Linked DNA regions of Homo sapiens: all the other regions are linked to region 1. The links are chromatin loops, found by intact Hi-C in ENCODE. Cell type or tissue: PC-9. All regions are shown on one strand.

What was found. Peaks named below come from ENCODE experiments on the same cell type or tissue, not always from the same donor. Only the 100,000 strongest peaks of a DNase experiment are listed, where the experiment ranks them.
Region 2: a loop joins it to region 1, with 9 times the contacts of the local background. A loop is called at or near these places in 5 of 110 quality-filtered maps.
Region 3: a loop joins it to region 1, with 8 times the contacts of the local background. A loop is called at or near these places in 75 of 110 quality-filtered maps.
Region 4: it touches region 1 in a loop (13-fold over the local background); 89 of 110 quality-filtered maps call a loop at or near these places.
Region 5: it touches region 1 in a loop (5-fold over the local background); 18 of 110 quality-filtered maps call a loop at or near these places.
Region 6: it touches region 1 in a loop (8-fold over the local background); 3 of 110 quality-filtered maps call a loop at or near these places.
Region 7: it touches region 1 in a loop (12-fold over the local background); 22 of 110 quality-filtered maps call a loop at or near these places.

Annotation. Positions count from the first base shown.
Region 1 is chr2:233,249,632-233,253,631 of GRCh38, forward strand. ATG16L1 (autophagy related 16 like 1) reads left to right here and starts at 2,042. Exons shown (of 18, transcript NM_030803.7): 1 at 2,042-2,311. The coding sequence starts at 2,197. RefSeq lists an enhancer at 1,630-2,329. In PC-9, a CTCF peak has its summit at 1,888 (motif pointing left); DNase peaks (open chromatin) are centred at 2,000 and 3,660; H3K4me3 peaks cover 2,055 bases; H3K27ac peaks cover 3,516 bases.
Region 2 is chr2:232,549,234-232,553,233 of GRCh38, forward strand. It overlaps TIGD1 (tigger transposable element derived 1), which reads right to left and starts at 1,324. Exons shown (of 1, transcript NM_145702.4): 1 at 1-1,324. The coding sequence starts at 649. EIF4E2 (eukaryotic translation initiation factor 4E family member 2) reads left to right here and starts at 1,456. Exons shown (of 7, transcript NM_004846.4): 1 at 1,456-1,511. The coding sequence starts at 1,492. It overlaps MIR5001 (microRNA 5001), which reads right to left and starts at 1,340; the gene lies at 1,241-1,340. RefSeq lists a silencer at 1,467-1,836. In PC-9, CTCF peaks have their summits at 1,578 and 1,785; DNase peaks (open chromatin) are centred at 1,418 and 1,828; H3K4me3 peaks cover 2,831 bases; H3K27ac peaks cover 2,051 bases.
Region 3 is chr2:232,604,518-232,608,517 of GRCh38, forward strand. All of the region lies in intron 2 of LOC105373929 (a long non-coding RNA gene), which reads right to left. It also overlaps a transcript of EFHD1 not described here. Among named protein-coding and RNA genes, the nearest start is that of EFHD1, 27 kb to the right of the region's middle. RefSeq lists enhancers at 1,309-1,358, 1,399-1,568. In PC-9, a CTCF peak has its summit at 1,667; DNase peaks (open chromatin) are centred at 1,464 and 1,734; H3K4me3 peaks cover 1,119 bases; H3K27ac peaks cover 256 bases.
Region 4 is chr2:232,850,872-232,854,871 of GRCh38, forward strand. The region is part of intron 28 of GIGYF2 (GRB10 interacting GYF protein 2); the gene reads left to right. Among named protein-coding and RNA genes, the nearest start is that of SNORC, 17 kb to the right of the region's middle. In PC-9, a CTCF peak has its summit at 2,489; DNase peaks (open chromatin) are centred at 2,814 and 3,420; H3K27ac peaks cover 2,063 bases.
Region 5 is chr2:233,047,754-233,051,753 of GRCh38, forward strand. No RefSeq gene overlaps it. Among named protein-coding and RNA genes, the nearest start is that of INPP5D, 11 kb to the right of the region's middle. In PC-9, a CTCF peak has its summit at 2,031; a DNase peak (open chromatin) is centred at 1,758; H3K27ac peaks cover 1,668 bases.
Region 6 is chr2:233,831,167-233,835,166 of GRCh38, forward strand. It overlaps MROH2A (maestro heat like repeat family member 2A), which reads left to right. Exons shown (of 42, transcript NM_001394639.1): 39 at 243-374; 40 at 1,011-1,113; 41 at 1,413-1,478; 42 at 1,972-2,252. The coding sequence ends at 2,093. Among named protein-coding and RNA genes, the nearest start is that of HJURP, 21 kb to the right of the region's middle. In PC-9, CTCF peaks have their summits at 1,860 (motif pointing left) and 2,062; a DNase peak (open chromatin) is centred at 1,785; H3K27ac peaks cover 708 bases.
Region 7 is chr2:232,759,310-232,763,309 of GRCh38, forward strand. It overlaps GIGYF2 (GRB10 interacting GYF protein 2), which reads left to right. Exons shown (of 29, transcript NM_001103146.3): 7 at 1,171-1,282; 8 at 2,087-2,127. Among named protein-coding and RNA genes, the nearest start is that of KCNJ13, 15 kb to the right of the region's middle. In PC-9, CTCF peaks have their summits at 2,183 (motif pointing right) and 2,388; a DNase peak (open chromatin) is centred at 2,212.

The DNA of each region.
Region 1 (4,000 bases):
CTGCAAATTTGTAAACATATTTTTATATATATAGAGAGAGAGTCAGGGTCTTGCTCTGTTGACCAGGCTGCTGGAACACAGTGGTGCTATCACAGCTCACTGCAGCCTTGACCTCCTAGGCTCGAGCGATGCTCCCACCTCAGCCCCATCCCAGTAGCTAGGATTACAGGCACACGCCACCACACTCAACTAATTTTTTGTATTGTTGTAGAGACAGGTTGTGTCATGTTGCCCAGGCTGGTTGGTCTCAAATTCCTGAGCTCAAGTGATCCTCTCACCTTGGCCTCCCAAAGTGTTGGGATTACAGGTGTGAGCCACCATGCCCAACCTTGGAAACATATTTTAATCATAAATGTGGGAAATTAACATGCTCAACTGTCAAGATTTGGTGTAATGGTCTTTTAAGGGTGGTGCCACTGCTGCATTTGAAGGCATTCTCGGTCACTTTCAGAACTTTTTCATTTTCTTCAGCGTGTGAGGAAGTCACTTCTATTTCTGATCCCATTGGATCCTTCCAACGACTTCAGGTCCACTCAATACTGACTACCAGTGAACCATCTTCAACTACAGTGCTAGAAGCCTGACTGTCCTCCTCTCCTCAGCCTAAGTTCTTCTTATCTGTCTCTGAAGGACCTTCCTCTGGACTTGAGACACACTGGAAGAGAAGGTAGTTTCTGATATTCCTTTCCTCTTTTGGCCAACTACTTTGTCTGGCTCCATTTTCATGCAGTAAATTCACTAATTGTTAAAGGCAGATGGAGCTCCAGCAACTCTATTACAGAACTGGGTTTTCCATTCTACTGAGCTTGTTCACAGACACAACTTTCTCAGGAGCCAGTGTGTCTTCATCTCCCCCTTTCAACATCTACAGCCTCAGATTACCTTCTAAGGCTCCATTTATTGTCAGGCCACAATTTCTAGGATTCTAACAATGAAGACAAACTCTGATACACAATTCACATCTTTCTTAGCTCCCGTTTCCAGTTCTCTTCTCCATTGCAAACAAAAACAAAAACCCCAAACAAACCACAAAACCTGTTTCCAAGTTCAGTGGGACACTCTTCCCAACGCACCCTGACTTCAGGTATGTAAGAGTTAAGAAACAAGAAAGAAACACGAAAAGCAGCTTAACAATCAAAGACAGGTTTATTTTGGAGAATAAACCTGAGAGGGGCTTCTTGTCGATTTTGGTCAGGAGCGTTTTCTCTTACACACTAAGGGTGTTTAAGGGTTTACGAAGCGGTGAGCTTATTGCAGGTTCGTAATGTTTCTGTATGAGGGAAAGTTTATTGCAGGGTTGGAAAGTCTCTGGCCGGAGGGGAGGCTATCTCTGGGTTGGCATGTTTCTGGTTGGAAGTGGGTTTATCTTAGGGTTGGAATGTTTCTGGTTATGCTGACATTAGCCATTAGGCTGATGTTTTTGGGTTGGATTTAGGCAGTTTCTTAATCAAGGGGAACTTAAAATGGTGGCAGTTGTCCAAGATGGCAATGCTCCTGCTGTCAGGGTAGGCCTTGGGAAGACACCAGGTGTCTTTGTAAACTTAGGTTTCCCCTGTACCAAGCACAGTGCTGACTGCATTACATGGGTTTTTCTTTTTACTATTCGTGACAACCTTCTGAGGTAGGTATCATTACTGTCCCCATTTACAGATGAGACAACTGAGGCTTAGGTAGGCTGTCACTCATCCACAGCCACAGAGCTACTATGGAGGGAACCCCATTTGTTCCTAAACTGCGATTAAAAATAAAAGTGGGGGGAGACAGGCCAAGAAAAAAAACACGAAAAGGGTTGAAAAGCAGCAAAAGAAAAGTAAGCAGTCAGGCGGAAACGGCCCCTTTCCTGCCTCCTTCCCGCCCGGCGCTGGGCCTTGCGCAGGGCCCGGACGCCCCCAAGCGGCCACCTCTCTGCAGCTGACGCTTCCGGCTACAGGCTGGCGTCACTAGCGAGCGCCCTGCGTAGGCACCGGCTCCTGAGCCCGTGCTTCGGGTGAGGGGGCGGGTCTTCCGGCCCTCTCGAAAATCATTTCCGGCATGAGCCGGAAGACCGTCCCGGATGGCCTCGGGGACTGCCAGTGTGTGGAGGTGAGCTCCGGGATTGCCGGCATTCCCGCTTCTGCTGGTTGCTTCATGCTGCAGGCTGCGGCCGTCAGCCCTCGCTCGCATTGGTGGCGCTGAGGTGCCGGGGCAGCAAGTGACATGTCGTCGGGCCTCCGCGCCGCTGACTTCCCCCGCTGGAAGCGCCACATCTCGGAGCAACTGAGGCGCCGGGACCGGCTGCAGAGACAGGCGTTCGAGGAGATCATCCTGCAGTGTGAGCGGCGCCGGTGCGGGCTGGGAGTGGGGCGGGCGGGCCCCGCGGAGGCATGCGGGGCGTCAGCGGGAACCTGAGGCCGAGTCCCTGGCGCCGCCCGCACGCATGGCGGCCGCCCCGGGTAACCCGCGCTTGGGACGCCGCACGCCTTTTAAATGTTTTTTCTAACCTGCGTTTTATCTTTGGAGGATTTTCCCTATTAAATTGTACGATCTTTGTGGGGAGGCACAGTTCGTGTTTGTATTTGTAAATCCCAGTAGCTCATACAATGCTTATGCACTTAAATAGGTCCCAGAAACATCCCATCTATGGGGTCATGTTAATGAAACGGTCGTTGACTTTCAGTCGCAGAATTAACATTGCCTTCTCAATGCACTGGAACGGGTGGCCTTTGATTCCTCAAACTTACTTCCCTTACTCCACCTTGGTGGTTTTTTTTGCGGGGAAACGGGATAGGGGATCAGGGTCTTGCTGTGTCGCCGAGCCTGGAGTGCAGTGGCGGAGATCACGGCTCACTGCAGTCTCAAACTCCCAGGATCAAGTGATCCTCCCACCTAAGCCTCCCGAGTAGCTGGGATTACAGACGCGCTTCACCACGGTCGGCTAATTTTTTTAAAAAAAAATTTTTTGGAACGAGGTCTCACTGTGTTTCCCAGGCTGGTCTCCAACTCCTGCGCTCAAACGATCTTCCCACCTCGGCCTCCCAAAGTGCTGGGATTATAGGCGTGAGCCACCGAGCCCGGCCCCACCTTGGTGTTAATATCGTAATATCTTTTAGGCGGGACAGAACCTTTACTGTTACTGAAATCTTCAGTATGAAAGAGGTGGTTTTCTTTCCCCTTACTGCTTGCAGCTTAAGGGTACAAAAATGTTTGTACCTTTACCTAAATTATAATGGTCCTAAGGTGGTTCCATCTGCGTCTGAAAGTAAACCTGACGACTTTCTCAAGTTATGCTGTTGATGATATTCAGAATAATAATTGCTACCTTATATTGCATTCTGATTGTGCAAAATCAGTAGTTCTCAAACTTAGCTCCACATTAGAATCACCTATGGATCTTTAAAAAATTACAAATCCCAAGCCACACCCCAGACCAACTAAATCACAAGTATCACAGTACACAAGTATCAGTGTGTGTGTGTTTGTGTTTGTGTGAGATTAAGCCTAGAACTGCATGCCAAGTTATCAGTGTTTTTTGATGCTTCCCAAATGACTACTGTGCAGACAAATTTTAGTACTGTGGTAAGTATTTGCATGTGTTATTTTATCTTTCCCAAAATTCTGTGTATGAAGCAGGAACTGTTATTGCCATTTTCACACATGGAACTGAGGCCAAGAGAGATTAGGTAACTTCTGAGGTTGCACAGCAGGTTAATGGTGAGACTGGGTTTTTTTGTTTTTTTTTTTTTTTTTTTTTGGAGACAGAGTCTTGCTCTGTCACCTAGGCTGGAGTGCAAGTGGCGTGATCTCAGCTCACTGCAACCTCCACCTCCCAGGTTCAAGAGATCCTCCTGCCTCAGCCTCCCTAGTAGCTGGAACTATAGGCAAGCACCGCCACGCCCAGCTAATTTTTGTATTTTTAGTAGAGACAGGGTTTCACCATGTTGGCCAGGCGGATCTTGAACTTCTGACCTCAGGTGATGTACCTGCCTCAGCCACCCAAAGTGCTAGGATTACAGGCATGAGC
Region 2 (4,000 bases), 700 kb before region 1:
CCTTTGAAGCTTTGAAGCCAGGCACTGACTTCTCCTCTCTAGCTATGAAAGTTCTAGATGGCATCTTCTTCCAATAGAAGGCTGTTTCATCTACATTGAAAATCTGTTGTTTAGTGTAGCCACCTTCGTCAATGATCTTAGCTAAAGCTTCTGGATAACTTGCTGCAGCTTCTACATCAGCACTTGCTGCTTCACCTTGTGCTTTTATGTTATGGAAATGGCTTCTTTCCTTAAACCTCATGAACCAACCTCTGCTAGCTTCAAACTTTTCTTCTGCAGCTTCCACACCTCTCTCAGCTTTCATAGAGTTGAAGAGAGTTAGGGCTTTGTTCTGGATTAGGCTTTGGCTTAAGGGAATGTTGCGGCTGGTCTGATCTTCTATCCAGACCACTAAAACCTTCTCCATATCAGCAATAAGGCTGTTTCGCTTTCTTATCATTCGTGTGTTCATTGGAGTAGCACTTTTAACTTCCTTCAAGAACTTTTCCTTTGCATTTACAACTTGGCTAACTGTTTGCCGCAGGAGGCCTAGCCTTCGGCCTATCTCGGCTTTTGACATACCTTCCTCACTCAGTTTAATCATTTCTAGTTTTTGATTTAAAGTGAGAGATGTGCGACTCTTCCTTTCACTTGAGCACTTAGAGGCCATTGCAGAGTCATTAATTCGCCTAATCTCAATATTGTTGTGTCTCAGGGAATAGGGAGGCCCAAGAAGAGGGAGAGAGATGGGGAACGGTCTGTGGGTGGAGCGGTCAGAACACACACAACATTAAGTTCCACGTCTTATAAAAGACGCTGTATGTGGCACCCCAAAACAATGACAATAGCAACATCAAAGATCACTGATCATAGATCACCATAACAGACACAGAAATCATGAAAAAGTTTTAAATATTTTGAGAATTACCAAAATGTAACACAGAGACACCAAGTGAGCACATGCTGTTGGAAAAATGGCGCTGATACAATTGCTGGACTCAGGGCTGCCACAAACCCTCCATTTGTTTTCAGAATGCCCTATCTGCGAAGCGTAATAAAACGAGGTATGCCATAGTACAGTGGCGCCGCGACCGACAAAGGAAAGCCTCCGGGAGGTCAAAAGAGATACCAGAGAGTGCGTCCCGCACTGGAGGAAGAGGAAGGTTTTTACCAAGCAGCGAGTCCAGAGCCCGCGCCGTCAACGACGCGGTGCTGCCTTTTTTCCGAGCCGCTGCGGGAGGGGGCCAGGACACGCTCCCTTAGGAGAGCGGGCGGGTCACAAGGACCTGGACAGAGGCAGAACTGAGGCCAGCAGCCAGCTCCGCCGCTGAGTCCAGCCCTCTGCGCAGCCGCCCTGAGCTGGCGTCCCGAGATAGCCGCTTCCAAACCGGGCCTGCGCGCCGACGTTCCGCTGCGCCCCGCGCAAAACCGGAAGTACCCGGGCCCAAGGCTGAGGGACCCGGTGGAGCGGAAGTCACTCCCTGAGGCAGTGGCGACAGCGGCGGCGAGAGGATGAACAACAAGTTCGACGCGTGAGTGGCTCGTGGCCGCCCCCGGGGCCCCTTCCCCGAACAGTTCCCCCGCGCCCGCCCCCGCTGGGGCTGGGGCGGCGCAAACCCTGCGGCACCGGCTTCCCTGCTGGGATCCGGCTGCGGCCGGACCTGGCCTGGACTGGCGGGGAGGAGGGGGCTGGGGAGCAATGGATACCGGAGTCCCGGAGACCCCAGGGCCGTCCGAACCGAGGGCGAAGAGCTGGGCCCGGGGGAGGGGTGGCTGTGCCGCCCGGTAGGGGGAGATTTTCGGACGCCCCGCCCTGGTGGATGCGGATTGCCTGCGACGTGGAGGGGTGGGGACCTCGGCGGTTTGGGTGTTTCCGCAGTCTGGCAGCGCTGCCTCTGAATCCAGCTTTCCCCACACACTCCCTCTCCCCTCTGAGCCTCAGTTTTCTCATCTGCAGAGTGGGGACGGTAACACCCTTTGTCGTAGAGTTTGGAGGATGCAATGAGGTAATGTGGTTGCTGCCCTCGACGCGGTGGAAGGCTGGCTTAGGAATTATCTTCCTGAGACTCTTCCTACTTTCTTTCTCCTCCCCTTCCCGTTCCCGTCTTCCAACACACTCGCCAAGACCTAAGTATACTTGTTGCCCTCTCCTGCCCGCTCCGGTTTCTAGTTTCAGCATCAAACAGTTTGGAGGTACAGAGAGAAAATGCAGAAGTATCTTTACTTATCCCCCTCCAAGGATTGTATCTTGAGGTAGAATATGTTCCTTCCTCTCTTCTAGTAGTCTAGTAAATCGACTGTCTCTTCATCCGAAAACCTGGATTTCTAGTCCCAGATTCACCACTTACCATCTGTTTGACTGTAGAAAAGTTACCCAGCCTCTAAGCCATTGTTGCTCAAACCACATTAGTGGCTAGGACCCTGCTGCCACGCCGGGGTGTGATAAGGGTCAGATCACACTCAGCGATGCTTAAAGATGCTTGTGAACATTGCTAACTATTGCGATATAAACGTAAAGTGGAATTACTATTAGTTTAGGTTGTGACCTGGTGCTTTTGATGGGAAATTGGGGTGTTTCCAATACAGAGAGTACTGTGCAAATTCAGGGAATACTGGATTTCCAACACTCCAGGCAGGTAGGTCCTCAGGAATGTTTTCTGGTTGCTGAGAGGTCTCTGCTACTTGAGAAAGTCTTTGCCCGACCTCTTCTCTATCCTGCTGTTTAACTGAGCCTGTCCCTCTACGAACCTCTCCCCCGCTGCCGCCCCATTTCATCTCTATTGTAAACCCTGCAACAACTAGCTCCAGATCCAAATCCTGCCTCAGTGGAGCTTTCTGGAACCCTTATACCCCTTCCTCCACTGATTTGAACAAATCAAATGTCATCCTAAGAAGACATCTTATGGGTCATCTAGCTCAAGCCTACCCAAATCATTTGGGAGTCTGCAGTAAGAATGGTAATAATGGACTTCCACAGGGATCTTGCTAGGTATTTTTCATATATATATATATTTTTTGAGACAGGGTCTCGCTGTGTCACCCTGGCTGGAGTGCAGTGGTGTCATCACAGCTCACTGCCCACTCAACCTCCCGGGCACCAGCAATCCTCCCATCTCAGCCTCCAGAGTAGCCGGACTACAGGCATGTGCCACCCTACCTTGCTAATTTTTTTGTATTTTTTGTAGAGACGGGGTTTCGCCATGTTGCCCAGGCCGATCTCGAACTCGGGCTCAAGAGATCCACCCACCTTGCCTCCTAAAGTGCTGGGATTACAGGCATGAGCCACCACCCCCAGCCTCATATGTTATTTCTACTCTAACAATTCTGTGAAGGGGATCTTGTTGTCTCCTTTTACAGATGAGGAAAGTGAGACTCTGAGGTTAACTAATTCCCGACACAAAGGAAGGGCTATCCCAGGTTTGTTGTGTAACCTTGGTTCAAGCACCTCTTGAGAAAAATTAAACTTGCCCTCTTTTTTTTTCTTACCTCTTCTACGATTGAAGAACCTGGGTCATTTTAATTACTTTGAATTATTAACTATTGTATTGAGCCAGAATCTTTTAACATCTGCCCTCTAGCATTGCAGGAAAAAAAAAGAAAAACAAGCTTTCTTTCATTTGAAATTAGCAGTTGAAAACAGCACTCCTGCCCCTAGTTTTATTTTTTTATGTTGTTTTTCATTCAGAAATTCTGCGGTGTTTAGGCCATTGCTGCATATTTGGAGTCTTTACCACATTGCTCTCTCTAGTAATCTGCACTTTTTACCACATTGCTCTTAAGGACATGTTCCAGTTTGCCAGAATCCTTCCAGATGTCCAGTGGCTGGAGCTGAGTACAGTAGTATATAATCTAATGGGCTCATATTAAAGATTAGCTCTAATCTCCGTTACTGTATGGACTCAACTTCTCTGAATGAAACCTTTGATTGTAATTGCTTTTGTGGAGAAGGGGTAGACCTATCAAGTCCTTAGATCTCATTGCCATTGATCCTATTGATAACGTAAAACCGTAAGATGCTTTC
Region 3 (4,000 bases), 650 kb before region 1:
GAGGCCTCTTTTTCTCCCTAAGTCCTGGCACTGACACCACGCTTCCCACAGTGCCCTTCCCCTTCAGGCCCAGCAGGCTCTTCCGAGTACATAAGCTCATTCAAGCCTTCCCAGCCCTGATAGCCAGATCATTGTGGTCCCATTTTACAGATAAGGAAGCACCTTACCAGCCTAGGCGTCTAGTAGGCGCAGAGGCCAGGAAGGAGGTGCCCCAGCCGACCCCGCCTCCAGGGCTGGCCGGTTCCAGCGTCTTCTCACCACCTTTGCTTTCTTCCCCAGAGGTGATGGAGTCAGACACCCAGATGCTATGCCAGAGCCCCCTGTCTTAGTGGGATGTTAAAGAATTAGGGGCCAGGCCGCGTGCAGTGGCTCACATCTGTAATCCCAGCATTTTGGGAGGCTGAGGTGGGTGGATCACCTGAGGTCAGGAGTGCGAGACCAGCCTGACCTATATGGTGAAACCCTGTCTCTGCTAAAAATACAAAAAAATTAGCCAGGCGTGGCAGCACGCACCTGTAATCCCAGCTACTCGGGAAGCTGAGGCAGGAGAATCTCTTGAACCTGGGAGGCAGAGGTTGCAACTGAGCCGAGATCATGCCACTGCACTCTAGCCTGGGCGACAGAGGGAGACTCCGTCAAAAAAAAAAAAAGAGGCCGGGTGTGGTGGCTCACGCCAGTAATCCCAGCACTTTGGGAGGCCGAGGCGGGTGGATCACGAGGTCAGGAGTTTGAGACCAACCTGACCAACATGGTGAAACCCCGTCTCTACTAAAAATACAAAAATTAGCCGGGCGTGGTGGCATGGGTCTGTAATCCCAGCTACTCAGGAGGCTGAGGCAGGAGAATTGCTTGAATCCAGGAGGCGGAGGTTGCAGTGAGCCAAGATTGCGCTACGGCACTCCAGCCTGGGCAACAGAGCGAGACTCTGTCTAAAAAAAAAAAAAAGAGAGAGAGAGAGAGGGAGGGCGGGAGGGAGGGAGGGAAGGATTAGAAACCAAGTGATCAGACAGTTTGCTCTGTGGCCCCCCAGCTTCCTCTCGCCGTAAGGACGTGGCTCCTCAGTACCAGAAAAACATTGCTGAATGAATAATGCTGTGGGTATGATATTCGGTTCGGGGCCGGGTGCGGTGGCTCACGCCTGTAATCCCAACACTTTAGGAGGCCAAGGTGGGAGGATCACTTGAGGTCAGGAATTCGAGACTAGCTTGGCCAACATGGTGAAACCCCATTTCTGCTAAAAATACAAAAATGAGCTGGGTGTGGTGATGCGCGCCTGTAATCCCAGTTACTCTGGAGGCTGAGGCAGGATAATCGCTTGAACCCGGGAGGCGTAGGTTGCAGTGAACCGAGATTGCGCCACTGCACTCCAGCCTGGCCGACAGAGCGAGACTCCATATCAAAAAAAAAAAAAAAAAAAATCGGTTCTGAGCAAATTTCGAGTCACTGACAAGGCGGCGGTATCCAGCAGAGGGCGCGCCAGGCGCCAGCACCAGGCCCGAGGACGCCTGGCTCATCCCCAGGCCGGCTTCCGAGAGCCCCGCTAAGTGCAGGCGGATACCCCGGCCTTGGCGGCTGCTTGCCTTTCTCCGTACTGTCCCTGTGAAGGCCAAGATCTGTAACGCTGACAGTCCCCAGACATACGATGGGAGAGTTGCAGTAAGTGCTCTTTAAATCCCCTTTCACCCTTGAGAGTCTACGATTTTCGACGTTTTCCAGGCGATTTTTACTCTGGTCCAGAATAGGTGCGCGGTAATTCCTGGCTTTCGCCACCGGAGGGCACTCCCGGCCCTCGCTTCCCTGCCCCGCGCACGGTCTGCGATCGGCTGGGCTTTTAAGCCTTCTCCGCGCCGGCTGGTCTCCCAGAGAATCTAAACTCGAAACTCTTGAGAGACACCCCAGCCTGCAGCAATCCCAGGGTGTGCTGAAGTCCCCATCGTCCTCCCCTGGAATGTCAGTGAATGAGGAAGGTTTCTTTTTTTACTCACCGCCATCCTCCGCTCCCAGTCGTGGGTAGACCCGGCGCTGGGGCTGGGGGACCCTGAGCAGGTTCCTCACCTGCACCGACCCTCATCTTTAAAGTTGGGGTGCGACCGGGCGCGGTGGCTCAGCCTGTAATCCCAGCACTTTGGGAGGCTGAGGCGGGCGGATCACAAGGTCAGGAGATCGAGACCATCCTGTGGATGGTGAAACCCCGTCTCTACTAAAAAAAAAAAAAAAAAAAAATTAGCCGGGCGTGGTGGCGGGCGCCTGTGGTCCCAGCTACTGGGGAGGCTGAGGTAGGAGAATGCCGTGAACCCGGGAGGCGGAACTTGCAGTGAGCTGAGATTGCGCCACTGCACTCCAGCCTGGGCGACAGAGCGAGACTCCGTCTCAAAAAAATAAAATAAAATAAAAATTAAAAAAAAATAAAGTTGGGGTGCACGGAATGGGCCTCAGTGGCACACCCCAATCTGGAGACACATCATAACTTTTTTTTTTTCTTATTATGTTTTTTCTTTTGAGACGGTCTGGCTCTGTCGCCCAGGCTGCAGTGGCGCGATCACGGCTCACTACAACGTCCACCTCCCGGGCTAAAGCGATTCTCCCACCTCAGCCTCCCGAAGTGCTGGGACTACAGGTCCAGGCCACCACGTCTGGCCCATTTTATTTCTAAATGGCTCATGCCTGTAATTCCAGCACTTTGGGAAGCCAGGGCAGTCGGATCACTTGAGCCCAGGATTTTGACACCAGCCTGGGCAACATAGTGAGATCCTATCTGTACAAAAGATTTAAAAATTAGCCGGTCGGGCTGGGCGCGGTGGCTCAGGCCTGTAATCTCAGCACTTTGGGGGGCCGAGGCGGGTGGGGATCACCTGAGGTCAGGAGTTCAAGACCAGCCTGGCCAACATGGTGAAGCCCCGTCTCTCCTAAAAATTAAAAAAAAAAAAAAAGCCTGGCGTGGTAGCAGGCAACTGTTACCCCAGATACTCGGGAGGCTGAGGCAGGAGAATCACTTGAACCTGGGAGGCGGAGGCTGCACTTAGCCGAGATCGCACCACTGTACTCCACCCTGGGTAACAGAGCGAGAATGTCTCAAAAAAAAAAAAAAATTAGCTGGGTGTAGTGCCATGCGCTTATAGTCCCAACTAATCAGGAGACTGAGGTGAGAGAATAGCTTAAGCCCAGCATCAAGGCTGCAGTGAGCTGTGATTGGGCCACTGCACTCCAGCCTGGGCAACAGAGCAAGACCCTATCTCAAAAAAAAAGGAAAGAAAATACAGGCTAAAATTTTTTTTTTTTTTAATTTAAGGTTAGGGCCAGGCGTGGTGGCTCACGCCTATGATCCCAGCACTTTGAGAGGCCAAGTCGGGAGGACAGCTTGAGTCCAGGAGTTCTAGACCAGCCTGGGCAACACAGCAAGACCCTGTCTCTATTTTTTTTAATTAATTAATTAAAAGTCAAATAAAATGAATTGAAGGTAACCACTAACAAGATAATATGGAACTACAGTCCTCAGTATCTGAGGAGGCACTGGTTCTAGGACTCCCATACCAAATCCATGGAATCAAGTCCCTTATATAAATTGCTGTAGGCCGGGCGTGGTGGCTCATGCCTGTAATCCCAGCACTTTGGGAGGCCAAGGCAGGTGGTTCACTTGAAGTCAGGAGTTCAAGACTAGCCTGGCCAACATGGTGAAACCCCGTCTCTACTAAAAATACAAAAATTAGCCTGGCGTGGTGGTGCACATCTGTAATCCCAGCTACTTAGGAGGCTGAGGTGGGAGAATCACTTGAATCCGGGAGGCGGAGGTTGCAGTGAGTCAAGATTGGGTCACTGCACTCCAGCCTGAGCGAGACTTCATCTCAAAATAAATAAATAAATGAATTGGTGTAGTATTTGCATATAACCTACATATACTTAAATCATCTTTAGATTACTTATAATACCTAATACAATGTAAATGCTATGTAGATAGTTGTCCTGCTGTATTGTTTTTTATTTGTATGATTTTTATTGTTAT
Region 4 (4,000 bases), 400 kb before region 1:
TATGAGGTGACATACCAGTTTCACCAATAATGAGTAGACCAAGGCACAGAGATTGAGAACATTTCCCAGTGTTACATAGCTTTCTGCTATGGGATGCTGGGATTTCAAGGCAGGCCTGTTTTCTTTCCACCCTTCTGTGTTACCCACGGCTATTTTTATCTAGCATTATGGACCATGCAAGGCAGGCTGGGCACGGTGGCTCACTTTGGGAAGCTGAGGTAGGTGGGTCACTTGAGGCCAGGAGTTTGAGACCAGCTGGGGTAACGTAGCGAGACCATATCTCTAAAAAAAATTTTAAAAACAGGCATGGTGGTGCCCACCTATAGTCCCAGCTACTTGGGAGAATGAGGCAGGGGGATTCCTTGACCAGGAGTTGAAGGCTGCAGTGAGCTGTGATCATGCCACTGCACTCTAGCTTCTCTGAAAAGGTGACATCTGAATTTGGGCTTTGAAAGAATGGCAGAAAGGATGGGGAATATTGTTTCAGGAATAACAAACAGTATAGGCTGCCCATGTTTTTTGCAACAGTGATGAAACTAACATTTTTTTTTTCTTTTTCTTTTTCTTTGAGATGGAGTCTCACTCTTGCTCAGGCTGGAGTGCAGTGGCGTGATCTCAGCTCACTGCAACCTCTGCCTCCCGGGTTCAAGCGATTCTCTTGCCTCAGCCTCCTGAGTAGCTGAGACTACAGGCACATGCCGCCACACCTGGCTAATTTTTGTATTTTTAGTAGAGAGGGGTTTTTGCCATGTTGGCCAGGCTGGTCTTGAACTCCTGACTTCAGGTGATCTTCTTGCCTTGGCCTCCCAAAGTGCTGGGATTACAGGTGTGAACCGCCACGCCCGGCCCTAAAATTATTTTCTATTTGTGAATGTAAAATTAGTGGCTATAAAACCATGTTGTCTGCAATAGAATACATTCGCAAGGATGGAAGTTCCGGTTGTTGTCCTGTCAGGAGGGCAGAACAGTGAGGAGGCTGCAGTATAGACTAGGTAAAAGATACCAGTGACTTGGAATAGGGTTTTGGTAGTGGGGATGAAAAGGAGTTAGATGGATTTCAGAAATGTAGGGGATAGAATTAACTGGACAAGAAGAGTGGAAAGGTCTCAGGCTTGGGGACCAGGATGGATGGATGGTGTTGCCATTTGCTGTGAAATGATAAGCAGTGGAACATGGCACAGGCTGAGGGGAATTGAGTGTTGACTGGGTTGAGTTTGAAATGTCTGTGGGACATCATGAAGAGCGTGAGACCCCGCACAGTGAGAGGCAGGTGGTAACCTTACTGTACCCTTGGTAGGATTCTCTCTTTCCCTCAGAGCCTTCCAGCCCTGGTGAAAACAACATGACAGTAAAACCTAACTTTTAGGACTGTCCTTTAGAATTGGTGCCTGAAGCCAGACGCGGTGACTCACGCCTGTAATCCCAGATCTTTGGGAGGCTGAGGCGGGTGGATCGCTTGAGGTCAGGAGTTGGAGACCAGCCTGGCCAACATGGTGAAACCTCGTCTCTAGTAAAAATACAAAATTAGCTGGGCGTGGTGGTGGGTGCCTATAATCCCAGCTACTCGGGAAGCTGAGGCAGGAGAATCACTTGAGCAGCCTAGGAGGCGGAGGTTGCAGTGAGCTGAGATCACGCCACTGCACTCCAGCCTGTGCGACAGAGTGAGACTCCGTCTCAAAAAAATAATAATTTAAAATAATAATGTTTAAAATATTATTTAAAAATAATAATAACAAAGAATTGGTGCCTGAAAGCTGGGTTTGGGAACTTGTAGATCTGGTGCAATTCTGTTTTCCTCTGCTTGTCTCAAAAGTTGATAAGGATGGATGGAGCAGCCTGAAATTTTTTCCAATTTGGATGAAATTGGTGAATAGATTTTAAAACATTCCTTAAATTCTAACTGTGGGTTCTAGCTAAGAAGCTTTGGGACTTGAGGATAGGCTGTTAGGGAAAAGGTTGCTCTGAAAATGAGGTCAGACCGTTTGGACTTAAATATTCCCTTGGATCTCATCTTCTATTTATAGATCTAAGAAAGGAAGGGACTTTAAAAACCTCACTATAAGGGTGTGGGAGATAGGTCATCCTAGGAGTAGAGTTTAAGGAATCCATATACCTTGAAGGGGAAGAAAAACAAACGTTGAACAAAGTATTGAGGATACTCACTGAGGTTATGAAAATTACTGCTCACCTAAACCTCACTCTGGAAATTCCTCTCATAATTGCTCATTTTTGTCCTATACTTATTTCATTTTCATTTATTACTTTTTAATTTACATATTTCATATAATTTGTATACTGAGAAAAAATTAATAACTATCCATTAGCTACACATTCCCCATGCATAAAATGGGAAAATGGGAAGTCTTCGTTGAAAAAGCAGTCACTGATGGAAAGAGAATTTTGCTTCTAAAACAAACCAGCAGAGGGGGCCACAGCCTCATTTTAATTATCAATATTCTCCAGTATCTCCTATCTTCAGTAGGCTTCCTCCACCTCCCGGGTTCAAGTGATTTCCCCTGCCTCAGCCTCCCGAGTGCTGGGACTACAGGTGCGTGCCACCACGCCAGCTACTTTTTGTATTTTAGTAGAGATGGGGTTTCACCATGTTGGCCCGGATGGTCTTGATCTCCTGACCTCGTGATCTGCCCGCCTTGGCCTGCCAAAGTGCTGGGATTATAAGGGTGAGCCACCGTGCCCGGCTGGCTTCCTCTTTTTTTAGAGCTCTTCAGGTGGTCATTGTGAATCAGCAACCTGCACTCAGATGTGATAAACACACAATACAGTTTCTCCCCAGACTTTCCTTGTAAGAACAACCTCACAAATCTTAAAGAACTCATGTGAGTGAGACTATGCTCTGAACCTCACAGAATGTCATCTTTAGAGCCAGGCATAGTGGATTGAATCCGTGTTTGTGTTGCCTTGGGTTTCACAGTACCCAGAACTTTCCCTTACATCAAATGGCTGAATTTGATAAAGAATGGCATTCAGCCAAAGGATGAATGCATACCTTGCTGGTTTTTTAAATGACAGTTAAATGAGAATATGTCTGTTTGCTAAAAGCCTAGACTGATAATTAACATATTAATCAACTTTTTTTGGCCACAGACTTTTCCCTTCCTGTCTTTGCATGAGTAAAATTAATTTAGCTTTTAAATTACACTTCCACTTCTTTTGCATATAGTTCATTATTGCCTTTTATCACATTTTATCTGTTCTTAAGATACACGTGAAGTCAATGAAAAATCTGCCTCAGAATAAAGTAGTATTTTATTTCATAGACTGGCCTTTAGGTTCTTGTACTTGCCTAATTAACTGTTACTTTAAAAACATAAACATTAGGGTCAGGCACGGTGACTCATGACTGTAATCCCAGCACTTTGGGAGGCCAGCGTGGGCGGATTGCTTGAATCCAGGAGTTGGGGACCAGCCTGGGCTACATGCCAAAACCTTGTCTCTACAAAAATTACAAGAATTACTTGGGTGTGGTGGCACCCGCTTATAGTCCCAGCTACTGGGGAGGCTGAGGTGGGAGGATCGCTTCAGCCTGGGAGGTGGAAGTTGCAGTGAGCCAAGATCACACCACTGCACTCCAGCCTGGGCGACAGAGTGAGACCTTGTCTTTAAAAATACATATATATGTATATATATATAAACACTAAGGCTGTCACTATTTTCAAGGGGGAAGAAAAAGACTTGTGGGTTATTGGAACACAGTTGATGGGGTCAAACTCAGGATGGGGTTTGGAATCCTAGCCTCTCCCTATATTTGGTCTTGTAAGCAGTTGGTACCACAGCTTTTTTGGTTAATAAATAGGCATGTTTATTTTTTTGAATCATGATATTTTTGAGTCAGTTAATTAAGGTATTTTATGTAAGGCATTTTTGTTTATTACTGTTACATTTCAAATGTGTATTTATTTGAAAACTTGAACATGAAAAAACAAGAGGCTGCAGAAAACCCAGCTAATATTAACAGAACTGCTTTTAGAATAAGGACATT
Region 5 (4,000 bases), 200 kb before region 1:
AGGCATGCAGGGACAGAGTCAGAGATGCGAGTGGGGTGTCCTGGAGGAGGAGGCGGGAGGAGGATGGGCTAGCAAAGGCCCTCTCGAAATAGTCCAGGCAACAAAGAAGGCTGGGACTGTGGGGCTGCCGCCAAGGGAATGGATTCCAAGGAGCTCCAGAACTCGATGATCCATCAGATGTGGGTGGTGAGAGAGGGGGCAGAGATGAAGATGTTGGTGGTTTCTGGCTTGGGAGAAGCCAGTTTGGTGACAGCAATCTAGATAGGCGATGTGTGTGGAAGAACAGGTTTTCGGTGTAAAGATAGAAAATTCAGATGACAGAGCTTTTAAGTGTCTATAGGGTGTCCTCACAGGCAGCAGGAAGTGTGGATCTGAAGGAGGTCAGGACCGGAAATACAGATTTGGAAGCCACAAGTGAGGAAAATGCTCTGGGAGAGTATGGAGGAGACAAAAGGGATGACCAAGGACAAAAGCCTGGGAAGAAGGGGGCTCAGGGAGGAAGGTGTAGAACTTGGGGGAGCAACAGGAAGGATTTTGAGAGGGAGGGAGAGGCCTGCAGGGTTGCTCACTGTAGAGGGGTCATGATGATGATGGGGTGCTGGGAGAAAGAAGCTGCTGCAAAAGGTTTTGGTGGGAGGGTTGGGGGTGGGGACAAGGCTGCTGTAGGAGGCTGAGTGAGGACAATTTATTCCAAAAGCTCCCCAATTTATTCCAAAATCACCCAGGTGATACCCAGACAAGAAGAAAGGGCAGGGAGCTGTGGCTCTCAGTCTTGGCCACCCAAGGCACTCTTCTGGGGAGGTCCTGGCCCCACCTTAGAGATTTTTATTTAATTGGTCTGGGGTGGGGCCTTTCAGACTTTCAGCCAAGACTGAGAACCTTTGTCAGGGAGGATTTTTTAAGTTTTTATTTTATAACATGGAAAAATCTTAAGCTCGCTTATAGGATGAGGGGAAGGAGTGGGTGGGGAGGAGAGGGAGAAAATCCAGAGGTGTGGGGGTGGCTGTGGGAGCCAATCCCAGCCACAGGAGGGGAGAATCTGGAGGAGCCCCTGGGGACAATGGGATGGAGGCGGGTGTGGACGCATTGGAAAGCAGCCTGGGAGACCCATCTAGCATCTGTGGGCAGAATAGTGAGGGGCTTTAATGTTTGGTGGCTTCTGGAAGTGAGCTAGCCTGAGGAGCGTGGGGAGGTGAGGTAGGGAAGCGGGGTCCACTGGAAAAATGCAGGCTTTGGTGCCGCAGCCAACGGAGAAGGCAGGGGAGAGGCTGGAAGGCTCTGGTCTCCATGCTAGTGGGAAGCCGGGTTTTGTCCTGGGCTGCGCTGCCTGGCAGAGGCATTTCTCTGGCCACACCAGCAGCCCCTTTGGCTGGGTGTGGCGGGAGAAGAAGGAGCTGTGAGGGAGTTGAGGGGCATGGGGAGGACAAAGGTTGTGCAGATGTGTGTGATGGAGAGGAGGGAACAGGAGGTGGTCAGGGCAGGGCTTGGGGCTGGCCAGAGATGAAAGGGGAAGCAATCACAGCCCGAGGGCTGGAGTGTGATTGGGAGGCTAAGGTTTGAGTTGCTGGCACTCCCTGGGCTGCAGCTACAATGGGTAGAGTTGGCAGGAGGTGCTGGATCCAGGTATGGAGTAAGGACTCCTGCCAAGTTCTCAGGGGTGGAATGGAAATAAGAAAAAGTCAGGAAATGGTCAGATTCCAGTCTTGTAAGTACTGTCAAGGATTTCACACTTTGTCCTACAGGCAGTAAGCAGCTGTTGGAATCACTCAGCAGGGGAGTCACGGGATGAACGGGAGGCTTTAGGGTGAACCTGCACAGTTCTTTGCAGTCTGGATTGCAAACTGAAGATCTGGAACTGAAGATTTGGGAGATTAACTAGGTCACAATTGCAATGAGACCAATCACCTCTGGGTGGGGTGGGATGTGCAGTTTGACAGGTTTAACCACCACCCCGGCCCTGGTTCCCTCTCCCACACCTCCAGCAAGTGTGCTTCAAGCCATCTTTTTGTTCTGTTTTGTTTTGTTTTGTTTTGTTGAGATGGAGTCTTGCCGTGTCGCACAAGCTAGAGTGCAGTGGCATGAGCTTAGCTTACTGCAACTTCTGCGTCTTGGGTTCAAGCAATCCTTCTGCCTCAGCCTCCTGAGTAGCTGGGATTGCAGGCAACTGCTACAATGCCCGGCTAATTTTTGTATTTTTAGTAGAGACGGGGTTTCTCCATGTTGGCCAAGCTGGTCTGAAACTCCTGACCTCAAGTGATCGCCCGCCTCAGCCTCCCAAAGTGTTGGGATTACAGGCATGAGCCACTGCACCCAGCTTCATCAAGCCATCTTTGAGTTCACAGTAAAAACCTAGAAGGTAGGATGAGACCCATGCTTCTGTTCCAGAGGGAATTTCCTCTAAATGTCCATGCCACACGCATCTCCAAGGACCCTGAAAATGGTCATCTGACACTTCTGTGTGCTGGGGACCAGCCCCTTGGGCTTAGACCCAGTAATTTCTTTATCTGTGCTAATTCCAATAATGGTCTGTGTAAAAGTAACAGTGGGAGGCCAGGAGGCTTCCAGACAGGAGAGGATGCAGGGGAGAGTATAGGTGAGCAGGCCGGAGGCTCTAGGCCCTATGCATTGCAGAGCCCAGCGCAGAAGTTCCAGCTCATTTAACTTAAGGTGTGTAGCGTATACAGAGGTTTTGGGATCAAGCAGATGTAAGCTAGATTCTCAGGTCTGCCACTAACTTGCAGGCAAATTATTTAACCTCTCTGGTCTCAATTTCCCTGCCAGTAAAATAGACATAATAATAGGATTTCCCTTTGTGGGTTGTCCATGAGGATTGAGCGAGGCAACTCGTGTAGAGAGCATAGCAGTGCTTCCACGTGGTTAGCTGGTAGATAGATATTGGCCATTTTTATTAATTCAACACATGTTTATTGGGTACTGCTATGGACTGGTACTGGGTACTTTAGGGGAGTTATGTCCCGCCCCCTGAAATTCATATACTGAAACCCTGACCCCCAGTGTAACTGTATTTGGAGATTGGGCTTTTAGGAGGTAATTAAAGTTAAATGAGGTCACAAGGATGGAGTCCTAACCTGACAGGGTTGGTGGCCATAGAAAAAAAGGAGGAGAGGAGGGAAGGCCACAGGAGGACAAGGTGAGAAGGCGGCCACCTGCAAGTCAGGACGAGAGCCCTCCTCAGAGCATGACCATGCTGGCACTTTGATCTTGGGCTTCCAGCCTCCAGACTTATGAAAGATAAATGCCTGTTGCTGAAGCCATCCAGTCTATGGTACTTAGTTATGGCAGCCTAAGCTGACAAAGACAGGTGCGTACTGCCTGGCAGCATGAGCCGGATGCTGCTGCAGCGTGCAATGAACAAGACAGATCTGCATTTTCCCAGAGGTGAGAATCTAATGAGAGGAGAAGAGAGGTGCACACAAAATAGTGCAAGTCGTGATAGGAAAAGGCTCTAAGAGAAGAGCAGGCAGGTTGTGCAGGCTAGGGCGGGGGCGGGGCAGAGTGGGGGAGATAAAGGAGTGCTGATATGCCACGGAGTGGCGGAGCATCAGAGAAAGACACCTGCTTCGGGTAGCCTGCAAGGCTGGAATGGTCCAGGGAAGAGGTGATGCTTCCGGGTAGGGGTGGTGGCAGGGATAGTTGCTGGAAGGGCAAGAGTGGGGAGCCATTTCAGAGATGTTTCCCCATAGTTTTAGGAGCTGGCGAGGATGCAGTCAAGAAAACCTGGGGCTTCCTGAGACCCAGTCCGGCCAAGTAGGAGGAGGGGGCAGGAGGAAGACCATGCTGGGAAGCAGATTCTGATGGAAATGAAGCTGGGACCAACCAGGTGGGGTGTTTTTGTTTGTTTGTTTGTTTGTTTTGGCACATTAGTTCAGAGAACTACTGGCTGAAGAAGCAGAGAGGAAGAGGAACAGAACGTGGAGCTGGGAAGAAGCTGCCACGTAATTGCCACGGAAAGAGTGGCTGTTGGCAGGAACTGCATTTA
Region 6 (4,000 bases), 580 kb after region 1:
TGGCTGAGGGGGCGGGTGGGGCTGCATCTGCCCCCAAGGGGCTTTCTATAAATGTACCTGCAGCCATGTTCAAGCTGGCAGGGGCCCAGGTCCCAGGTGGCCTCCCAGGAGCCACCAGCCCTGCCTTTCTTTGGCTTGGTGAGGCTTTTCTGGGGCTGCCCTCTGGCTTCCTGCCAGCCTCACCCCTCTGGGGAACCACGTGGCCTGGCTGATGGCTCTGCTGCCGTCCTGTGTCCCTGCAGGCCTGTATGGCTACCATGTTTCAGTGTGTGCACTTCTGGGGCTGGAAGTCCCTGGAGCATCCCTCAGGGCCAAGTGATACCGCTACTGATGACAAGATGACCGTTTTCCAGACAACCATGTGCTCCATCCTGGTGAGGAAGCCAAAGGGGGAACCAGCCCGTCCCAGGTGGCCACACGCTGGCTTGGAGCTGGGGGGTCGAGATTGCCACAGCTCTTTCTTGGGGCCCTATGTTTACCTTCCACACATGCCATGTCGAGACCGGCACTGTGCAGCAGAAATAGAAGGCAAGTCATGTGCCTATTTCAGCTGTCTGATGTTTCTTTTAGTAGGCACATCCAGAAAAGTGCAGAGGTGAAACTAATTTTCATGTATTTTATTTCACTCAAATAACTAAAACATGATCATTTCAACATGTAATCAGTATAAAAACTATTATTGTGATATTTTACAATTTTTGGGGTACCATCTTAAAACCCAGGGGGCACTTTACCTTAATTCAGACCAGCCACACTTGAAGTGCTGCAGGGTTACACATGGCTTGTGGCTACCATGTTGGACAGCACAGGTTCTCTGGTCAGATGGGATATGAAAAATATAACTGGTGGCCAGTGGTCCTTCACTTGCCAGCTACTCACCTGCTGTGTGACGCTGGGATGGGCGCTTGCCCTCTCTGATGCATCTTGGTGATGGGAACACGCTTGATGAATGACAGCCCATTGTCAGGGTCTCATCCTCCAAAGCTGTGTGTATCACTTACTTTTTGCAGACTCGGAAAAAGCCGGCTGTTCTCTACCGCTTCTTGCTAGAAACAATGGCCTATGTTAAAAATAACTTGTCAAGAATCAGAATCGCTGCTTGCAACTTGGCAGGTGAGCAGAGAGACGTCTCCTGACTCAAGATAGACTTTGAAGGCCCTCTAGTCCACCCCGGCACTCGGGGGAAGGGTGGATCATGAGTGGGAGGCATGTGGCAAGCTGAGACCAGAGCTCAGGTCTAAGCCCTGCACTGTGCTTTCTATCCCGTTTTGATTTTGGCTTCCTCCCTGCCAACGTGGGCTCAACAAAATCTTTCATCAATGCTCTCATAACGTAAAGTAAGTAAACCACAGGACGACTTGCCTGCTGACCTAATACTCGCGTGATGAGCATTTCTTTGGCTATTGTTTTAGGAATTATTATGAAGCAGATGTCTACACATTATCTGAAAAAGCTGGACTTCCCAGCATTACGGAATTGTGAGTAGTGGAGAGTGTTAGATGTTGAGTCCACGACTCACCAACTCACTAGGGGAGCTTAGAGAAACTGCTTCAAGGGAAGAGCCAGAGGACCCTTTGCTGTGGGGTTTCGGGGGGGTGGGAGTGCAACCAGGGCAGAGAGATGCACCTGGGGAGGCCTTTCCAGGACGACAGCTATTGATGGGTGGAGTCCCTTTCATTCCCTGGGCTGTTTCTCCCATTCATAGCTTCTTATGAAATGCTTTTGGCCTGATGCTGCTATCAGGTTCTGTGGGTGATTTCTGTCCCTGTTAGGGTGGTTACTGAAGCCCTGAGAGCTATGATGTGTGTTGAAACAGCTCCACCTGCAGTCCTCTGCTTTCCCACACAGGAGTTTCCCCGTCTGCCCCTGCCCACCTTCTGCGGCCCTTGCCTGCCATCACTGCCCAGGGCATGCAGCATGTGGTCCTGACTGGGCGGGGCCTGAACCTTCCCTCTTTGTGTTCTCTCTCAGCCCTCCAGGAACTACAGCTGGACCCGGATCCCGGGGTCAGGAGGGCAGCCCTGGAGACGCTCACAGTCTTGGATAGCTGTAGTCAGCATGGGTTTCTGGCTTCACCCCAAGGAATGTCCTAGGTGGTCCAAACATAAGACGTAAACTGTCTTCTTAGTGCCAAATGCAAGCCCTTTTTAATTTAGTTTGTAAGAAGTTTAGTTTGTAGGAAAAACACTATTGTAAAATAACTAGTATCCTTTTGTTTCCTTCCGTTGAAATAAACCTCCACTGTCGTTGGAGTAGACTTGTGACTGTAAGGTGGTGACAGCCCAGAACCAAGACAATGAGGCAAAGGGAACTTTGGCCTTAATGAGCCACTTCATTTCCGATTTCCCCCCAAGTACGTTTGTCTGACAGCCCACTGGCCCAAAGGGTCGGAAACTAGCTTTGTGTCTTCACTCGGAGTTCATCCACACGCATGCTGACAGCGTGCCTAAGGCCAGGCACTGTGCCAAGCGGTGAGGGGAGGCCTAGAGTGTCCCATCTGTCTCCAGGGACTCTTCTTTTTTTTTTTTTTTTTTTTTTGAGATGGAGTCTTGCCCTGTCGCCCAGGCTGGAGTGTAGTGGCGCAATCTCGGCTCATTGCAACCTCCACCTCCTGGGTTCAAGTGATTCTCCTGCCTCAGCCCAGGTGCGCAGCACCACGCCCAGCTAATTTTTGTATTTTTAGTAGAGATGGGGTTTCACCATGTTGGCCAGGCTGGTCTCAAACTCCTGACCTCGTGATCCACCCACCTTGGCCTTCCAAAGTGTTGGGATTACAGGCGTGAGCCACCGTGCCAGGCCAGGACACTTCTTAAAGGGAAAGGCACCTAACCACAACACACATCAGAGGGAGGACTGCAGCCAGGGTGCAAGTGCTACAGTGGCACAGGAGGGTGGGTGTGCAAGTCTGGAGACAATCCAGAAAGGCCGCATGGAGGAACTGACATTTATTCCAGGCCCTTCCCTTTGCGACTTAAAGTTACCAAAGTTAAGTTTGGACTGTTGCAACTGGAGCCCAGTGAGGCCTGGAACAGAATTTGGCTGCTGGTCAAAAAGGAGAAATTAGCCCCATGTCTAAGAACATGTAGGGGAAGAGAGGGGCAGTGTGGGGAAGGCTTTTGCTATGCTCAGGCCATCAGAATAGTCTAGGTGTCCCCAGAGCAGGTAAACCAGGACTTCCAAACTGTTCCCAGTCCAACTGCCAAAGGAATTCACCATCCGGGGTCCCATCAACAGGAGAGAGCTGCTATGCTGTCCAAAATCCAACCCGTGCTAAAGCCTTCTCTGGAACAGTGGTCTTCAAACTGTTTTGTGGAGCAAATGGTGACTTGATTTCCTGCCCAGTGATAAAGAGTATTGCTGCTAAACAAGCTTGAACACCACTGATGCAGTGGGGAGAGTGCACCATTCGATAGAGTACAAGGAGGCAGCTGTACATCTGTACAATTGGCTCTCCTTCCATGCCTGTGCAGAAACATTTCCAGATGGTTTATAGACCTAAATGGAGAGAGCAAAATTTAAGACAGTACAGTATTTTTTTTATCCTGAGAGTATGGTAGTTTTTCTTTTAAAAGTAACAGCAGAAGCCAGAAAAAAGGAGGAAGTTATCTGCCTTAGTATGTTTAGCGTTGCTAAAACAGAATACCCAAGGCTGGGTAATTTATACAGAAAAGGTTTGTTTAGCTCCTAATTCTGGTGGCTGGAAAGTCCAAGAGCATGATGTTGGCATCTGCTTGGTTTCTGGTGAGGGCCTTGTGCTATCTCGAGACACAGTGGAAAAGCAGAAAGGTGAGTGGGCAGGTGCAAAGGCAACCCGCTCTCACAGAGAGTGAGAACTCACTCCTTCAAGAGGGCATTCATCTATTCATGGGGTGTCCACTCCCATGACCCAAAAACCTGCCACTAGGCCCCCACCCCCTAACAATTACATGTGCAATTAAATTTCAAGACAAATGGCATCCGAACCATAGCATTGTGTTAAAATGTAACTTCCATACAATAA
Region 7 (4,000 bases), 490 kb before region 1:
CGATGGCTAAGATTTCACCTAGTTACAAATACATCCTTGGACCCCCACCCCTCCTCCCCTCCTCTCATTTTCTCACCTGTGTATTGAATACAAATGTTTGTTGGGAAAACTGTACATAAAGTATGAAGCTAAAAGTGCATACGGTCTTCTGCCTCCAGACCTAACAATTGGATATATAGCCTTCTTGACCCTAACGGTGCAGCTATATCATTTATATAAATGGAATAATTTTTATATGCATCATTCTTCAGTATGTTCTTGTTATTGAACAGAATAATGTCCGTGCTTAATCTGCTGTGGCATCATAGTGTTCTACTGTATTTTATCAGAATTTATGTAGCTAATCCTTTATTGATTAGATTTCTAGTTTTTTTTTTTAATTACAGTGAACATCTTCATATATATTTGCATTTTTGTACAACTATTTCTATTAGGATAAATCCTAAGTAGAATTGTTGAATCAAATGTCAATAGATCTAACCAAATTGCCTTCAGTAAAGGCCAGTTTATGCTTGAACCACCAGAGAGAGCCTCTCAATCCCTATGCCCAGACACTCTACCAGCTTTGTTGGTTCAAGTTTAGTCCTGATACATTTCTTTTTAACTTCAAGATTTGGGTGTAGAGTAAACTGTACCTTTGGTTACTCTGTAATATACCCTGTATGGCATTCATGAGGTTTGATGGTTTTAGAATTGATGCTATTAAGTTATCCTTTCTCTGGGATTAGATAAATTATTTTAACTTTTATGCTTGACTTTTTAACTTTAGCCCCTGTCTTCTTAAACTCTCTAAACCAAGATTTCTTCCATTTTTATGAAAATAAAACAATAAAATATTTAATCTACGGTAGTGTTTTATTGAACTTCTTAGAATTTCACTATTCAACTGTTCGTTAAAGAACTTAAAGTTGATACTTTCTTGTTCAGGACTGGGTCTATTGCATTATATTATGTTAGTTTTTTTAACTTGTTTCTTTCAGCCTCTTGTGGTCCAGCTACTTCAATGCCATTGTTGGTCTCATAAGTCAAGATCATCAGGCCTCGTTCAGTATTTAAATGTAGATGTCCTGCCTTGTATAGAGATAGAACTTTAGATATTAATTTATGGTGGTGAATGTGTGCCACATGTTGACATCTGACTATCATTTTTTTCTGTTTTCTTATTTTCAGGCAGAGGCAGAGGTGAATGTGGTTTCTACCAAAGAAGTTTTGATGAAGTAGAGGGTGTTTTTGGTCGAGGAGGTGGCAGAGAAATGCATAGATCGCAGAGCTGGGAGGAAAGGTAACTGGATCCACATATTGGCATAAAAATTTCTTGGCATATAAAACTTATATTTTTTGCTTTCTGCGGGGAGAAATGTTTTTGTACAGTTAAAGGGTTTCATTTTAAAAAATGCTCTTAAGTATTGAACATCAAGTTGTACATTAGAAATTTTTAAATGATTCTTATTTAAAGGAAGACGGATTCTAGATAGATAGGTTAATATATGAGTGCCAGCATAGTTAATTTGATTTGGTATTTGATAGCAAATACCAAATTGTCATGTTATTGTTTGTTGGTATTAGTAAAAGTATCTTCTCTCTATATTGTTTGTGGCTTTATATGAAGTCTGTCAAGATGAGTGGGGGCAATTGCACAAAGATATCTGTACAAGAATGTTCACTATGATGATATTTATAATACAAAATAATTTGAAATAAGCCAAACAGATTGATGTTGGCCTTATATAATTGTATATCCACAAAGTAGGATATTAATATGAGCATTAGAGGTGTTTTTGAAAATATTTAATGATGTGGGAAAACACATTCTAAGAGCAGTATATAAAACTGTATACTATGTATCTAATTTAAAAAATAATATTTTGGGTCAATAGAAACAGCTTTTGGTAGGTGAGGGGATGGATATTTTTCTTTTTATCTTTGTGCTTTTCTATATTTTCGAAATATTAGGCAATAACTATGTATTTATTTGTTTTGTAATTTGAAGAAGAAATGCTTTTAGAAAAATGGGAAAGTGAGTGTCACAGATAGGAAATCTATATCACTGTGAGACTTTGTTTGAAACTTATTTTTTCTTTTCCAGGGGTGACAGACGTTTTGAAAAACCAGGACGAAAAGATGTAGGTAAGGTTCTTACCTACACACATAAGGATAAATTTATTAAAAATTGACTCAGTTACCTGCACCTCTCCAGTAGATGGGGCTGCAGCATTTCCTGCATTTAAACTTCCACGGTTATTTGAAGTCTCTACTGCATGAAACCAGAGATGATGAATACAGCCATTAGGATTTACTTGACTTGGTCTGTGTGTTCTCTGCAAGGCATATATTCTTTATTAAGGCCAATTTGTGAACTGAAGACTCAAGTTAGGAACCAATCTACTAACTCTTTTTCTAGTGTAGATAGCATCTCACAGATGAGAAGAAATAGGGCAAATGCTAAAATCTTTGCTTTTGTATCAGAGAACAAAGGCCAAAACTATGAATGTTCTTAATTTACTAATTTATTCATTTGGCCTTTTTGCTGTATAGTCCTTTTTTTTTTTTCTTGTTTTGTGATGAGAACAAAAAAAAAAATAACTCAGATAAATTGCAGTTAAGGTAGCCACTGAAGAGGAACATAATAAAGGAACAGGATTCCATTGTTTATGATGAATTAATCATAATTTGTATTTAAATTTGTATTTAAATACATAATTTATATTTAAAGAATTTATACTGTTAAGATGAGCTTCCTAGCTGATTAAAGGTACTACCTTACAAACTACCAGTAGGTATTAACATCTGAGGAGAAAATAATGCCAATTCATGGTACCATGAATTGGTACTATGAAAATTATTACAAGTTCCAAGTCCTACAAGTGCTAAAAAAGTTCTCCAGAGCATGATTATAACTGATAGTGTTAATCATGTCTTTTTTTTTTTGTTTTTTTTTTTGTTTTTTTTTGAGACAGAGTCTCAGAGGCTGGAGACTCTGTCACCCAGGCTGGAGTGCAATGGTGTGGTCTCGGCTCACTGCAACCTATGCCTCCCGGGTTCAAGTGAATCTCCTGCCTCAGTCTCCCGAGTAGTTGGGACTACAGGTGCGTGCCACCACACCTGGCTAATTTTTGTATTTTTAGTTGAGATGGGGTTTCACTATGTTGGCCAGGCTGATCTTGAACTCCTGACCTCGTGATCCACCCGCCTCAGCCTCCCAAAATGCTGGAATTACAGGCATGAGCCACTGTACCGGGCAGTGGTAAATATTTCTTATAAACAAATGTTAAATATGTAAATACCATTCACAGACTGACTTGCAGATTGTTTTAAAAACTAAGTAATTTTAACAGTCAGCTTTGTATCACTGTTTCTGTTAAAAACTTAAAGATATCAATAATTAAAATTTCTCATTTATGAATGTGGCATTGGGAATACGTAGTTATATTTATATTAATGAAAACCGTTAAGGCCAGGTGTGGTAGCTCATGCCTATAATCCCAGTGCTTTGGGAGGCCAAGGCAGGACAGCCTGGGAGACATGGTGAAACCATGTCTCTACAAAAAAGTACAAAAATTAGACCTGCATGATGGTATGTGCCTGTAGTCCCAGCTACTTGGGAGGCCATCATGTGATGGGAGGATAGCTTGAGCCCAAGAAGTCGAGGCTGCAGTGAGCCGTGATCACACCATTGCACTCTCTAGCCCAGGTGACAGAGTGAGACCCTGTCAAAAAAAAAATTAAAGGTGTGTAGCATGAGGAAATTGGGAACAGACTAGGTAGATAGTTTATTGTTAGCTTTAGCCATATTGTAGACTGTTGGATTAACATAATCATGGGGGGCTTGTCAAGACCTCTGCTCCCATCCTTGTCTGATTCAGTACTTTTGCCATGAATATGTAGAGGGGATGAACAGTAGTTTAAAGAGTACAGGATTTGCAATCAGAAGATCATGGTTATTCTAAGCTCTCAGATCTCATTAGTCTCATAATAAAATGAGTGATAATGCCTTACAGAA